Linked DNA regions of Mus musculus: region 2 is linked to region 1. The links are chromatin loops, found by intact Hi-C in ENCODE. Cell type or tissue: left cerebral cortex. All regions are shown on one strand. Links, peaks and the distances in the headings refer to the core of each region. The heading gives the core; the rest is flanking DNA.

Region 1 (8,051 bases), core at 1,831-6,830:
TGTCAAATTGACACAGTCTACAGTCATCTGAGAGACTGATCAAATCACACTGGCCTGATGGGTGCCATCATTCCCTGGGTGAGTGGTTCCGGGATGTATAAGCAAGCTAGTACGCACAGGTGAGCCAGCAAGCCGTATTCCTCCATGGTTTCTTCTTCAAGTCCCTGCTTGAGTTTCTGCTCTGACTTCCTTCAGTGGTGGATTAATGATCTGGAAGTACAAGCCAAATAAATCCTTTCTTCCTCTACTTTGCCTTTGGTCAGTGTGTTATATGACAATAGAAAGAAAAGTAAAACAAAACAATAAAGACAACACAGTTTAAAATTAAAAAATCCAGCATGTATTAGTATCAGACTTAAATACGTACTGAATGTTGGAATTATTAAACTGAAATATTTGCCTGTTTTTCAGTGTCAGTTCAATGGCTGAAAGTCAATTAATAGCCATAAGTTTGATGGATCAAGTCTGAAGCAGAAAGATTGGGAATTCCAGGCCAGCCTAATCCACATAGCAAGACCCTGTCTCAAAAACACAAGAAAGAAATTGATATGAACACAGTCTCAGAGCCCTTGGTGTTACCCGAAGGGTGGAGCAGCAGGATATTTTTCTCCTGAGCCTTACAAAGGTCATATTGGGGGAGTCACATGTCCAGTCACATACTGGAGCCTAACCTGCTGGGTTTCTTGCCTTCAAATCTCCATAGAACTTAAGTGATGGTATTGTTACATCTCAGAAAGGTCAGATTCATCACTGATGTCCTGATAACCCTCTCGTTGGGACCACACATATGGTCTTTTCTCATAATTGGCTGACTGACTTTCAGTAGCTGAATCAAAGTCCTGAACCACTGCTGTGCAGAAAGATCCATCGGCACAGTAACGTTTTTTACACAAGTGGAAATAACATTCTAAATTTGAGTCTCGGGCGCTATATTGTTTACTCTTCAAAAGTACCATCAGTGTCCCAAAGAATATAGCATTCCCAAGATTCAAATATGTGACTTCCTTTGCCTGCATGCAGAACCATTTAAAGTGACTTATAGTGTAGCCGCCCGCGTAATGCCCTGTTCAAAGCTTCCTTTGTTTATGCAGTGGCAACAGTTGCCCTGTATCTATAATTAATAAAGATTAATTGCTAATATGGACTATTCTGGTCTTAGTAAGATCCTATGCAAATAGAAATTATTACTTTTAGTTTTGTTTTTATTTATTAAAATTTTAAATGAGATTTATTTCATTTTGTGTTTGTGCATCACGTGTCTGGTACCCAAGGAGGTCAGAAGAGGATTTGGACCACCTGGGACTTGAGTTACAAAATATTGAGAACTCCCATGCAAGATACCAGCCATGTTAGATCCTCATGTCACAAAAAAATTAAGTGGAGAAGCTGAGCTTATAATCCTAGCTATTTGGGAGGCAGAGGCAGAAAAATCAAGACCAGCCTGGGTTATTACACATAAAGTAAGAGAGACAAGCTGGGCATGGTGGTACAAGCTTGTAATCCCAAAGCTTGGCAGCTAGAAATGGGTAGTGAGGGTCGTGGACAGCCTCAACTACAGAAGACTTCATTAAGGGGCTCAAAAAGTGGGCTTACGACCGCCTGTAACTCGAGTTCCACAGGATTCTATGGCTTCTTCTGGCTTCCATAACTGTACTCATGTGCACATTCCTACACACACAATTAGAAGCAAATCTTAAAGTGGGAACAGATCTAGATATAGTTCAGTGGTAGTGTGACTGTCTAGCACCACAGTGTCCTAGGTTCCACAACCAATACTGGGGGGAAAGGGGGAAATAAGCACAATTACTAAACTAAAAATGATGCTTAATCTACGGGATGACAAAAGAGTGAGCCGCAACTGTGGAGAAATATGGCAAAACGTCAACTCTAATATTAGGGTTTCATTTTATTCTCTGTGTTTGCATTTGTGTTAAATAGGTCATAATATATAAAGCTGCCGAAATGTTTTAAAAATAGCAAACATTCCTTTGTCACCCTCATACATATATGAAAAAAATGAGATCATATTATCCTACAACTTGTTTTTAATGTAACAAGCTATCATATCATCTTTTACACCAAAGAGCCAAAATATACAGACTTTTAAAACATCCTCCTATTAATGGATACACAGGTTGTTTCTTATCACTTGCCACAAGAAAAGAGCTGCATAGACATCCTCTTTTAGGTATCCTTATTTATATACTGATGCTTCTCTTTCTGAAGGATTGAGCCGTGAAAGTCAGACTACTGAGTTCCAGATATTGGAACTTGGTACTCCATATATATTTTTATTTTTCTAAATATAGCTACATCAATGCTTCCAAATGGTTGCAACAATTCATACTTTATTCAGCAATGCCTAGCTAAGGTACTGAAATGTCTTTTTGACCAAGTAAGCATCTAACAAAAGAACACAGATCACCCTATAAGGCCCTATTATAACAGATGCTCCCAGACCACAAATTTAGTAACATACTCTGGTCCTCATTTGGAGTACATAAAAAGGGCATAGGGCAAAAAGCGTTATTATACCATAATTAATGTTACCAATAAGCTAGTTTTATCAACTACTAAGTGTTGATGAGAAAGAACTGAGGCCGTTTTTCGAGGCCTCTGGGGAGCTAGAATAAACACTCCATTTTGGAGACACTCACTATCCGTCAAACCCCAATTAGACAAAGGAAAACAAAAGGAAACCTCAAAACACGATCTCTCCTAGGAATGAGCCTCCCCAGCCTGACAGGTTCATCCGTGGAGGTCCGGTGATGTGGGCACTGATCACTCATCTATTGTGGGCGGAATAGGGGAGAAATCCGGAGTGCCAGCCGCCGACTACTCGTCCCGCTCGGCAGACCATGCGGTCGGAGTGGTGACCGCTGCGGCGGGTCGGCGTGGTGACCGCTACGGCGGCCATCTCTCTGACAGCGCGAGACCCGGCACTCACCAGGGCATGTTCATTAATTGGCCAGTTTCTCCACTCTCCTTATTAAGTCATCCTCTAGCTGCCTGGCTAATCCCGGGAAGGACGTATACATGTGGACGCCGCCATTTTATAAGTTACAGAAGCCTGGTGGTGCCGTGGGGGGGGGGGGGGGTCGGGCGGGCGGAGAGCATGCGTCACAGCCGAACAGTCCCTGTGCCGCGCGGCGCCGCGCTGTCAGGCTGTCCCTAAATGGCTGCTCCAGCAACGTGACCGGGACTGTCCGCGGTCGCTTCCGCAGATGACTGAGCGCTTGCGGTTCCTCTCCCGGCTGCCTCTGTTAGCATCTTTCACGTGCTCCCGCGTTTCTTGCCCGTCTTTAATTTGTTCTCTTGCCACCCCCTCACCCCCCACCCCCCACCCCCCACCCCCCCCCTACCCCCACCGAAATTCCTTTTTCTTTTTTGTTTCTATAGAAGACCAGCTTGTGTTTTGCTCCCGAGATCTCTTTCGGAGCCCCTTCTGTGTTTTTAGCTGCCAGCATTGCTGTAGCTGCTATAACTGCAATCTACATGTCACAGAGGCTAGGTGGCAAAGTAAACCACAGGCCTGGGTATGTCCCCTAGTTTTTGATAAAGACAGAATTATACCTTGTCCTATTCCTATTGGACACCTCACAGGGCCGAAGCTGACAATAACTCCTTTGGCTTTTGGATGTTCACACCAATACTGGTTACCACACAAATTAGAAAAGGATCTTGGGTTATCAATAAAGGCAGAGAACTACACTTCCATTTAAAAAAGAAAGAAAAAAGTTCTCATTTTACCTATTGCACCACGAGGCACAGGGGCAGAAGCGAGTGCTCAGTGGTTAACAGTGCTTAATGCTCTAGCAAAGGATGCAGGTTCAGTCCCCGGCACATACTTCTCTCTACACAGATCTCTCTACACAGGCAAACATGTATACACACACACACACACACACACACACACACACACACACACGAAGTAAATGCATGTGTGTGTGTGTATTTAAGTAAAACCATGTTGGAAAGTTGCCGAAGGGGCCTCAGTGAATATCTGCTTGAGGAAGGCTTTGCTAAGGCAACCTGGGACAGCTGTCATGGAGCCGAGGGCTGTCCTCTCTCCAGAAGGTAGCACATTTTCCCTTACACTGGTTTCCCTCTTTCCCAAGACAGCAAAGCCCTGGCTTCTTTTCATTCCATTACAGGCAGTTCTTTCCTGTGCGAGCTCTCCTCAGCTGTAGCCAGAATTTGCCTGTTTGGAATCCTTTCTTCCTCCTAGAGTTTCTCTGAGATGGCAAGTTTGTGAAAATTATTACACACACACACACACACACACACACACACCCATGGCCAAGACAATCAATTTGATATGCTCCTGTGACTATAACCACTTTATTGCCCCCCCCATTTAAATTTTTAATCTAGATTCCCTTCCCCCTCTCTCCATGTGCTCATGGCCAGCCTCTAGTTCTCTACTCTCTCTTTCTCTCTCTCTGCCTTTCCCTGCCTCTGCTACCCTCTTAACTCCCCTCCCCATGCCCTGAATAAACTCTATTCTATACTAAAAAATAAAATTAATCTAAATATAATTACATATTCTCCCCCATTCCCTTCTCCAATTCCTCCTATGTTATTCCTCGCCACTACACACACACACACACACACACACACACACACACATTGCCTCTCAAATTTCTGGCTTTTTGTATATATGTGATTTTTCTCTGGGTGCGTATTTGGTTTCTACTTATCTTTGTTGTTGAACACCCCAAAAGCAGGGCTGGAGAGTTGGCTTGGTGTGTAAGAGTACTTAATATTCTCACAAAGGACTGGGGTTCAATGCCTAGCAGCTGCATGAGGCTTCTCACCTCCTCTGACACCATGCTCGAGTGTGGTACACAGACCTATATGCAGGCAAAACACTCACACACATAAAAATTCTAAAAAAAAAAAAGTTTTTATAAACTTAAAAAAAACAAAAGTCAAATATAAAAGTTGATTCAGGGTATCTGGGAGCCCAACTGTCTGCATTTCCAACTTCATTCTAATGTCTGTGGCAAAACTGTTGAAAGAAGTACCTAGGAAAGTGTGACTCTAGCTAATTTTTAAAGATTTGGCTTTTCAGGCATGCATATCGTTGTTGCTCTTCTGTTTTTGAGACAGGGCCCCCGTTATTCCAGGCTGGCCTCGACTTATTACGTAGCAGAGAATGACTGTAAATTCCCAATTCTCCTTCCTTCCCCGGGCCTCACTTTATCTTCTACAAACTTCTTGTGACATACTCAGGCCTTTGGCAATAGACTAAAACTTTCTGGTTTTTTCCCTCATCACCCCTTTTTGTCCATATGGGAACAATCTTTTAGTTTTAGGATAAAAACCTTATACTCTATTCTCATCTAAAAGTATTTCCTTAATTTCCTTTAATTTTCTTTATATAAATGACCTATAACTTCTTACAATATTTTACATTTATTTATTTTTGTGTTTGAGAAAGACCAAGGCGGGGTAGAAGAAGGGAGAGAGAGAGAGAGAGAGAGAGAGAGAGAGAGAGAGAGAGAGAGAGAGAGAATATATGGATGTGTCCACCACATAGTTTCCAAGGATGGAGCTCAGGGTGTCTGCCAGGCTTTGAGGTAAGCTCCTTATCAGCTGAGCCATCTTGCAGTCAAGACTCAGCCCGTGTGTGTGTGTGTGTGTGTGTGTGTGTGTGTGTGTGTGTGTGTGTGTTACTAAGGACTGAATCCATGATTTTCTAATTACATGCTAAGCCATTGCTCTACCACTGAGCCATATTGCCAGCCCCAAGAAAAATGTTTTTCTTTCTTTCTTTATTGGTATCTCAAGATAGAGTTTCTCTGTGTAGCCCTGGCTGTCCTGAAGCTTGCTCTGTAGACCAGACTGGGAATCAGAAATCCTCCTGACTCTGCCTACTGAATGGTGGGATTAAATAAAACTATTCTTTAATATTCTAAATGAAAATCAAAGAAAAGCTGAGCAAAGTGGTGCTTGCCTAAAATTCCAGAATTTGAGAGAGTTAGGAAGGAGCATCAGGAGTTCAGCTCATCTTCAGCAACACAGTAAGTTCCAGATCAGCCTGAATTACATGAGACCACGTGAAAGAGGGGTGGAGAGCAAAGCCAAAGCAAACCATGAGGCTGTATATGAAACATAGGAAACAACATGCTATCAGTCTTTGAAACAGTCCTGTGTTTTCTTACAATTTAAGTTGCACTGTTGTTAGAAATTTATGTCCTGTTAGAACAGGTTTTCAGAAAGTGCTTTTGCTAAAGGTATTGATGGCCTACTTGGCTTCACAAGGTAACCAACCACAGGATTAAAGACTTGAGTCTCTGCCTTCATTTTGAGTCTGTCTTTCCGTTCATTTCAAACTCCTGCTTGACTGTGCATAGGCATATTAATAACAGAAGGAGTGTCTTCCTAAATTATTTCATTCATCCTTAGTCATGTTGAACTCCAAGAGCAAAACCTCCCAGGACAGACCTTCTTCCATATGAGGGCAGTTATCCATGATGCAAGGCAAAAGTAATCAGCTTATGCTTCAAACATGAGCCACCCTTTAAAAAAACAAGAACTCTCTCAAGACATAGTATGGTCTCAAGCTCAAAGCAATTCTTCTGCTGGGATTATAGGCATGTGCTACCATGGCCAGTCAAGATGAGGGTTTCTCTGGGCTATCTTGCAGTACCACAAGACACAATAATTAGTCAGGCTACACCTCGAAGAAAATTACTTTTTTTTCATAATGAGCTACAATTTATTTATTTATTGAATTTGGAGTATTCCTCGATATCATCCTTGGCCTAAGATTCTTTGCCATAGTCCTTAACCACTACGCAACAGCAACCGACCACCTTCCGTGGTTTCCCCTCTCGATCGATTCTACAGAGGCCTACCCATTCCCCTAGTTTCTTGTTGTCATCAACCTTTATCAGGTTGATTTGGTGCTCAGCACAAAGTGCCTCCACCAGCTTGACATACATGGGCTCATCACAGTTGGATGCGAGCACACAGAGATGGGCTTGGCGCTTGTCTAACTAAGGCTTTGGCAGCTTCGAGTATGCCACGTGCTAGGCCATCCTGGATGAGGGCGGTCTTGAGCACCTCTTGTAGAGCAGTGTTGACGTCCATTACACCTCCAGCAGCTATGCCTTCCTCGGCCATGGCGGTGGATTATGGGTGACGCCGAATCTTGAACGCACCTGAGCTTCTGCCTCCGCGCAAATTGGTGGCGGCAGGGGAAAAAAGCGAAAATTACTTATTATGGGTACTCCTTGTTCTCTATTGAAATGTCTCTCCTATTTTTAGTTTAAATCTCAATACTCCAGCGATAGGGGCAGGGTCGTTGAACCCTTCTATGGCTCTTACCACTTGACCACCTTTGTCATCAGGTTATGCTACTCTAAGTTACTCCATGTTATATAAAACATTATTAGCTCGTGAGGTCAAACTGCCAGTGGCCTATTCTTTAAAGAAAACTGAACCTGGATCGTCTGGAAAAGCAGCGAATCCTCTTAACTGTTGAGCCATCTCTCCAGCCCCCCAAATGTATTATTATCTACTCTTTCTGTTTGTTTGTGTTTGTTTTCAAGGCAGGGTTTCTCTGTGGCCTTGGCTATACTGGAACTGCCTCGGTAGACTATGCTGGTCTCAAACTCAGAGATCCATCTGCCTCTAACTCCCAAGTGCTGGGATTAAAGGTGTGCACCTCCACTGCTCACATTCCATGGGTTTATCTTAATCACATCTCTTTTATTCATATTGCAACCTCACCAGTACCCTCAGTAACGTCATTTAAATAAAACAAACAAACAAACCTGGGACTAGAGACATACCTCGATGCTTACAAACATTTGCTACTCTTTCAGAAAATCCAAGTTTGATTCTCAGCACTATCAGGCAGTTGACAACCACCTATAACTTCCGCTCCAGGGGCTTTGCTGCTCTCTTCTGGTCTTTGAGGGCACACACAGACCATATACATAACTAAAGTCAGAAATAAACCTTAAAAACTCAATACTTTTCAATGATGTAATGGGGATCTAAAGAGATGGCTCAGAGGTTAAGTATTTGCCATAAAAGCA
Region 2 (8,051 bases), core at 1,313-6,312, 72 kb before region 1:
TTTACAACATGGGAAGGGAGTTGAGGCTGTAGAGACAAAGAAAGGCAGAGTGAGAGACAGTTTATTTACAACATGGGAAGGGAGTTGAGGCTGTAGAGACAAAGAAAGGCAGAGTGAGAGACGGGGGACGGGGGGTGGGGAAGAAGTAGAGGCCGTCCATGAGCACTAGGAGAGAGAGCAAGAGGGCAAGCATGAATGTTTAATATTACTTACAGAGAAGCTGCAGGTGGCAATGGTTTGTGCCTCATTTCTGTAGCTAAGAATTCAAAACTATATTGACTAAATAATATGAGGGCGGGGCAGCCCTATGTCATTCCTCATTGCTGAGAAAAGTTTCAGGTAGACACCATTCATCATTGTGTTGTCTCTGCATTGAGTATAGCACTTATACTCAGATAATATTCTTCTTAAAGCATTGTCAGCATCTATTAAGATGATCATGTGATTTCTGACCTTGATTCTGTGTATGTAAAATATTTCATTTTTTTGTATTATGAAACCATCTTTTAAATGAAACCAGTTTACTATGCTCTGTTGTCTTTTCATTGTGTTCTTGAATTTAGTTTGCAAGTATTTTATTGAGGATTTATGTTAATCAAGGACAAAATATTTTGCATATTCACAGAATGTGCTTGGATGAAGTCCTTTCTGTTATATGGTAGAATTCAGCAGTGAGTATTATGTGGTCCTGAGCTTTTCTTCATTTGGAAGACATACCCTGGATGAGTGGTTGTCTAGCATTCAATGATGTGTCATCATTGTACAAACCTGTATCCCCAGCACTCTGAGAAGAACACTAGAAAGAATAGCAGTTCAGAGTCGTTCTCAAGTTCATAGCCAGTTGAAGCCTTGAATATATGTCACCTGTTCTTAAAAACTTTGGGTGTGTGAGTGTGTTTGTCTGTGTCTCTGTGGTGTGGGTGTGGGTGTGTACCCCGAGAATTGCAAATTTCAGTCATAGGTGAAAAAACAATTTTGGTGGTCAAAGGGAAATAATGTATTTATGTTCTACATTTATTATTTCCCATTAACTAGTAGATTTGGACATAATTTGTTCCTTTGTCCAATTCCATGAGGTATACAGTTTGCTTTAGCATTCTTTTTTGATGTTGTAGTTTATTGCTATAAGCTTCCCTTTTAGAATCCCCTTCCCTTTGTTTCAAAGCCTGAAATGTGTTGTGTTTACATTTTGATTTGTCTCCAGATAGTTTTTGCTTCCCTTTTGATTGCTTCTGTGACCCACTGATTGTTCAGGGGTATGTTGTGTCATTTCCTTGTATTTGTAAAATTTCCAAACACCTTCCTGTTATGATTTCTTATTTCATCACTTTAAGGTCAGAGGTATTACTTTAAATTATTTCAATCTTTCTAAATTTGTCGTGGCTGTGGGTGGCCTTGAATTCGAGCTGCAGCAATTTTTGTATGTGCTTGATAAGGTGTATGTTGTTTTAGTGATGGAATGTTCTGGATGCTTTCAGTTCATTTGCACTTGCATTTTTTCTTTCGGTATTTCCTTGCTAATTTCCTGCCTCTGCCCTATGCACTGTTGAAAGTGACATCTACTTGCTTTGTGTGCTTACATCTTCTTGGGAGCACAGGCATTTACTACATCCTGATTGGCTTCTTCTTAGAAGATATGACTTAGCATATCTCCTTGCTTGTATTTACCATTTATATCAAGTATCTTTTTTGATTCCCACATCTTCAGCATATATATACCCTCAAATAGTTATATTTAATATAATTGTCAATAAAACTTTACTTTTATTTTTTTCTAAGATTCACTTGTTTCTCGTTGTTTCTCTCTGTTTTAGTTGTTGTTGTTGTTATTGGTTTTTAACCCTGGGCTACCCTGAAATTCACTATGTAGCTCACTTGAACGTAAACTTCTAACACATGTCCTGTCTTAGGGTCCCAAGAACTCCCTGCCCCCAGAATCTCTCCACCCTGGTGTACATGCTTAAAAATGCAGATATTAATGCTGGACATAAGGGTCTAGGTGTGGATTCTCTAGTCATTGAACACAGCCTGTGAACAAAGCTCCTAAGATGCTCAGACAACCTTACAGAGTTCATTGCAGATTCACCAATGCATGAGATTGCCCTGCCACAATGAGAAAATCCTCACTGAAAAGCAGAAATTCATAGGAATAAATTCAGCACAAAATAAATGCAGATAAAAGTTATTTTTTTAATGAGAGAGAAAGCCCAGATGGCTGAGAACTTAAATGTTCAACATGCTTAGTCACCACAGAAATGCAAATCAGAATGGCTAAGATCAAAAACTCGAGTGACAGTACATGCTGTTGAGGATGTGGAGAAAGGGGAACACTGCTCCGTTGCTGGTGAGATTGTAAATTTGTGCAGCCACTCTGGAAAATCTGTCTGGTGGTTCCTCAGAAAAGTGAAAATAGTTCCACCTGAAGTCCCAGCTACTGGGCATATATCCAAAAGATGCCCCAGAATACACTAAGGAAACATGTTCCACTATAGTCATAGCAACGTCATTTGGTAGCTTCGGGTTCTATGTTCTGACAGTCCAAATATATTGTGGACTCCCAGGCTGCATTTTCGTAATCTCAATAGGAGCATTCTCTGTAGAGGTCCACATTTTCTCCACACGCTGGAAGTGTCCCTAAGGAGAAGGCTCTGTCATTTCTCCATGGGTCTGAGGCTGTGGTCATTGATCTGCTGTTTTGGTGGCAACCTTCAGTGCCAGCAGTGCACATGAACTTGGAACTTCACTTAAGGCCTTCCCTGGTCTCCACAGAGCTACATTCATATTCCAGGTTTTTTGTTGTTGTTAGGTTTTGTTTTCTTGTTCTTCTTTCTTCTCTGACGGTATAATTTCAACTGAACTTCAAGTCAAATGACCAAGCGTACTGTTGAAGGTTTCCTGTTGAGTTAACATTGTCATAATTCATTTGCTGTTCTGATTTTTGAACTTTTCATTTGATTTATGACAAGGCACGCTCTAGATGCCCTAGCTAATTTTCCCTCTGTTAACTTACTGTAGGGAAAATGTTTGTTTTAGGTTCCATTAATTAATTGCTTCTGTGAACCCCCCTTGCTGCATAGCAAGGGGCTATGATGTGGACGTTGCCTTCGGAAACCCTGTGCTGTGAACATTCACTCAAAATCCAAATTCCTACGTGTGCTGCCAGCCAACTTGATATAAAGACATTCTATTGGCTATGAACTGTGTCTGACTGATCATCTGGGTGGGGGCTCCCCATCATAGAGTCAAGTATTGTTTTCTTGATTTCATTATTTTCTCTGTCTTCCTGCAGCTGGCTGAGCTTTTTAAAGATGGCTATTCTGAATTCTTCACAGGTAATGCACAAACCTGCATATTCTAAGGGTTCTGGGAGTTTATTTTGTGACTGATAGTTTCATGTTTTTCCTGACTTTGTTCTTGTAGCCCTGCATGGGCAACTGTCCATTTGGAGAAGGAGCCTCCTCTTGCAATCTTTACAGATATTTTTTGGCGCAGGAAAAAAGAATTAAAAGCCTTAAAAAACGATTTCTAGGAATAGGAGCTGTAATGGACCCACAAGATGGCTCCCAACCATCTGTAACTCCACAGTCAAGTAACTTGATGCAGCTTTTGACTTTTACATTCACCTATACAAATGTGGTGCACATGCATATTACACTAACATATGCAAACACAGAAAACAGAAAATTTTAAAGATTTTCTGAAATGTGTCAAGCTTTGCCTGTGTGTTGTGTGTGTGTGTGTGTGTGTGTCCATGTCCTTCACGCCTTTCCACTGTGGGAAAATGTAATCTTGTCATTTGCCAATCGCACATTCCCTTTCTAGGTGTTTTGTGCCAGGTCGCTGCACTGCGATGAAAAGATGATGACGCAAGTTTCTCTCATTCTCTTCCTCCAGATGGCACAGTGTCAGAATCGTGTGTGGCCTCCTGCTGCCTGAACCATGCCGCTAAGACAGTTGCCCACTGTGCAGCTTCACACCATCTGCAGAGAGCAACACTGCAGAGCCTTTGGGAGAGCCTTGCCAGTCGCTGAAAGCCTGGCTGACTGCCAAGCCTTGCACTGTAGACTGAAAATTGCTCTCTTTGCTGAGCTCAGTACTAACACTTAGATCTTCATGGTCTCCTGGGAGACCATGTCAGCTGCTGTTCAGTGAGATAAATTTGGATCAGCTGAAGATATGCACTCTCTATGCCTTCCTTGACTGTCAGCTAAACAGTGTGCACTCCTGGCTTAGTACAGCCTTGGCTGCTGAGAGCCCCATTCCTCCCCTGTGCTCTTCATTGTCCTCATGATCTGGCTTTCATCATCCATTATACTCCTAACACTGGGAGTGAAGTGTCATTGAAGAATGTTCATCAGGCACTACCTCAAAGGGCTGGAGATGATTGGTGAATGCTTTGATTCTTCATTCCTCCTAGGACACATATCAAGCCCCCAGAATTTCTCTCTATCCAGTTGCACCAGTGTGAGGAACTTGACGGTGTCAGGAAAGTGAAACTGCTTCTCTGCTCCATATAAATGTCTGTGCAGATGCAAAGCCATGCATTACATGGTAGCTCACCTTTAATCCTAGCACTCAGGAGACAGAGGCAGGAGGATCTCTCCGAGCTCAAGGCCAGCCTGGTCTTCACAGTGAGTTCCAGGACAGCCAAGGCTACACAGGAATCCTGTGTACAGGTCCTTGGTATTGCACTCCTCTCTATAAACACAACTTGCTTTTAGAATGTGTGGTTGTTAAGTTGTTCTGTGAAGGATGGATAAAGGCTAGCTCACTACTACACCCGTCAGCTTGCTCCTGTCACTTCTTCTCACCTTTGAGCACTTAGCATCCCTCTCCGTGTTGTCTTTGCTGAAATGCTTGCTAAGGCGAAGCTCCTCTGTAGCTGTCCTCTAGCCCCAGCCAAGATTCTTTCAAGATTTTTCTTTGGCCTTCTGTAATTTGAATATGATGAATGTTTTTATTTACTACTTCATTTTGTATTTTGAATCTTTTTTAAACCATGCCAGGTTCTCTAGGCTCCTGGTTCTGATATGAATTGAGCGATTATCTTAGGCCCTTGTGTTTCAAATCTTTCTTTCTTTCTTTCTTTCTTTCTTCCTTCCTTCCTTCTTTTCTTTTCTTTTCTTTTCTTTTTTTTTTTTGAGACAGGGTTTCTCTGTATAGCTCTGGCTGTCCTGTAACTCACCCGGTAGATCAGGCTGTCCTTGAACTCAGAAATCCGCCTGCCTCTGCCTCCCAAGTGCTGGAATTAAAGTCATGTGCCACCACTGCCCGGCTTACTCAAATATTTCCTTTTTTTTTTCAGTCCTCTCTAGTGATCTCATTATACATGTGTATATTCTCTAGTTGTCCCAGTTATATGATGTTCTTCTCTCTCTCTCTCTCTTCCCCCCACCCTGTGTGTGTGTGCGCGTGCATGCGCGCGTGCATGTACCCAAGGAAACTAGAAAAGGACTTCAACTCCTTGACGAAGGAGGTACAAGCATTTGTCAGCCACCTGATACAGGTAGCAGAATCTAAACTCTGATCCACATTATTAAGCAGCAAGTGCTGTTACCTGCTAAACTATCTCGCTGAAATTTATCTCTTAGAAAGTTTCTAATATATTATCACTGTCAGGGATTCTTTGGCTTGGTTCAGTCTGCTAATAAGCTTAGGAAAGGCAATTTTCATTTTGTTGCAATATTTTTGATCTGTAGCTTTTGTTGTTATTCTTGTTCATTTTTCAAACCAGGGTTTCTCCACGGCTATACTGGAACTCTCTGTAGACTAGGCTGGCCTCAAACTCTCAAATATCTCACTGCCTCTGCCTCCCATGTTCTGGGATTATATCCCTCCACTGCCCAACAGCATTTATTTTATTCTTAAGATTTGTTTTTCCCTGCTCGTTTGTTTGTTTGTCTGTTTGTTTGGTATGGTCATTTGTTTGTTTGTTTTGATGTATTTGAACTTGCTATCTTTATGTGAGGATAAGCCTAAGTGTGTAATATTTCTGTACTCATCTCCCAAATGCTGAAATGTAGACACGAACCACCACACACTAGGTTTGTTTGGTTTTCTTTTGCATGCATTTATTGTATTGTGTACAGTACTGGTACCAAAGGAGTCCATCACATTCTCTAGAACTTGAATTACAGATGGTTGTGAGTTGTCACATGGTGCTGAGAATTAAACTTGATCTTCTTCTTTTTTAAATTTAAATTTCTTCACTTACATTTAAAATGCTATCTGAAAAGTCCCCCATTACCCCCCCCCCTCACTCCCCTACCTACCCACTCCCACTACTTGGCCCCGGTGTTCCCTGTACTGGGGCATATAAAGTTTGCAAGACCAAGGAGCCTCTCTTCCCAATGATGGCCGACTAGGCCATCTTCTACATATGCAACTAGAGACACAAGCTCTGGGGTACTGGTTAGTTCATAATGTTATTCCACCTATAGGGTTGCAGACCCCTTCAGCTCCTTGGGTACTTGCTCTAGCTCCTCCATTGGGGACCCTGTGTTCTAAACTTGATCTTCTGAAGAGTAACCACTATTGATTTTAACTGCTAAGTCATGTCTCCAGTCCCAAAAGAGGTTTTTTTGTTTGTTTGTTTTTCATTACTGTGATGATCCTATAATGAAGAAGAGAATGCTGGTGGTTTGTTTATGTGTTTGTTTGTTTTTTGAGACAGGGTTTCACTGTGTGTCCTTGGCTGCCCTGGAATTTAAGCATCAGACTGGCCTTGATCTCACAGAGATCTGCCTACTTTTGCGCTGAGATTAAAGGTCTGCACTAACACCTCCCAGCCAGATGTCTCTTTAACAGACTGACTTTACTTCCTCACGAGTATTATGATGGTTTCTTCCTGTCCTGTGAGGAATGCTATTGATTTGGGGTTTGGTTTGTGGAATTTTTGTTTTCTGGTTTTTTGTAATTTTTCCCCCCTAAATATCATGCTGTCTTATTCTTTGGTTAATTTTTTTTTGCCATGTTTTCATTTATTATGAGATTGGGGACACAGCATAGAATACATGACAGGATTAGAGAAGAGCTTGTAGGGGTCTGCTCTTTTTCTACCAATTAGGTACAGGGATCAGTGTCAGGTGTGACATAGAACTGAACTTGAAGTATCAGACCAAGAAAAGCAATACACGTTCCATCCTACCCATGAGGTTGTAAGAGTTGAAATATTTTTTGATACCAGTGAATTAGAACTGACCATCATTTTCTAGAGCTACCTTAGCTTCAATCTCTGTCAAAGCCACAAAGATTTCATAGCTGATGTTCTTCAATGTTCCCAGCTACCAGCTCAGTGCAGTCAGAACACGTATTCCTTCACTAATGCGTAATCCATTTAGCCAAAACTTAAATGTAGTCCTCTCTTTTTTTCTTTTTCTTCTTCTTCTTCTTCTTTTTTTTTTTTTTTTTTTTTTGTTTTTTTTGTTTTGTTTTGTTTGTTTTTCGAGACAGGGTTTCTCTGTGTAGCCCTGGCTGTCCTGGAACTCACTCTGTAGACCAGGCTGACCTCAAACTTAGAAATCCACCTGCCTCTGCCCGAGTGCTGGGATTAAAGGCGTGTGCCACCACCGCCTGGCTTCCAGATGTTTTCTGAACATTAATCACCAGAAGATTTGGGAAACAACTGCTTAATGTGAGGTTTATATAAGGCATCTGACAATGAAAAAGGAAATACGAAGAAACTTGACTACAGTTTCCTTTAGCACTTTTAGCACAATATCAAAGGACTTTAGGAAGTCCAATCAATGTTCTAGAAGTTTTGTGAGATCAGAATCACAGGAAAGTCAACAGATACAAGATTAATAAAAGGAAGAAAGAGTGAAAATATGTCTTTGCCCAATAATAATTTTAGAAGTAAATATAGTACCAATGTCCATTAAGTAGACACAAAATTGCCATAAATGGTATCAAAGAGTGGAATCATGATCCAGTCTTAGCTATGTTGCTCAGTTTGTAGTCTTTTTTCTAGTATATATGATGCCTGAGATTCAATCTGCATCATTGCGTAAAATAACCACTCCGTATAACCAGAACCCCATAAAATTGATAGT

Evidence for each region. A loop is a pair of places that touch in the nucleus more often than their neighbours do. Peaks named below come from ENCODE experiments on the same cell type or tissue, not always from the same donor. Only the 100,000 strongest peaks of a DNase experiment are listed, where the experiment ranks them.
Region 2: it touches region 1 in a loop (6-fold over the local background); 9 of 42 quality-filtered maps call a loop at or near these places.

What each region holds. Positions count from the first base shown.
Region 1 is chrX:103,488,597-103,496,647 of GRCm38, reverse strand. Jpx (Jpx transcript, Xist activator (non-protein coding)) reads right to left here and starts at 3,090. Exons shown (of 3, transcript NR_015508.3): 1 at 2,948-3,090; 2 at 118-210. It also overlaps the pseudogene Rps12-ps1. In left cerebral cortex, for the core only: no CTCF peak of the experiment used is centred there; DNase peaks (open chromatin) are centred at 2,892, 3,141, 3,568, 3,993 and 1 more place; H3K4me3 peaks cover 2,006 bases; H3K27ac peaks cover 2,200 bases.
Region 2 is chrX:103,559,811-103,567,861 of GRCm38, reverse strand. It overlaps Ftx (Ftx transcript, Xist regulator (non-protein coding)), which reads left to right. Exons shown (of 11, transcript NR_028381.1): 10 at 3,290-3,332; 11 at 3,895-6,952. Among named protein-coding and RNA genes, the nearest start is that of Mir421, 9.2 kb to the left of the region's middle. In left cerebral cortex, for the core only: no CTCF peak of the experiment used is centred there; DNase peaks (open chromatin) are centred at 1,546, 2,316 and 4,001; H3K27ac peaks cover 3,139 bases.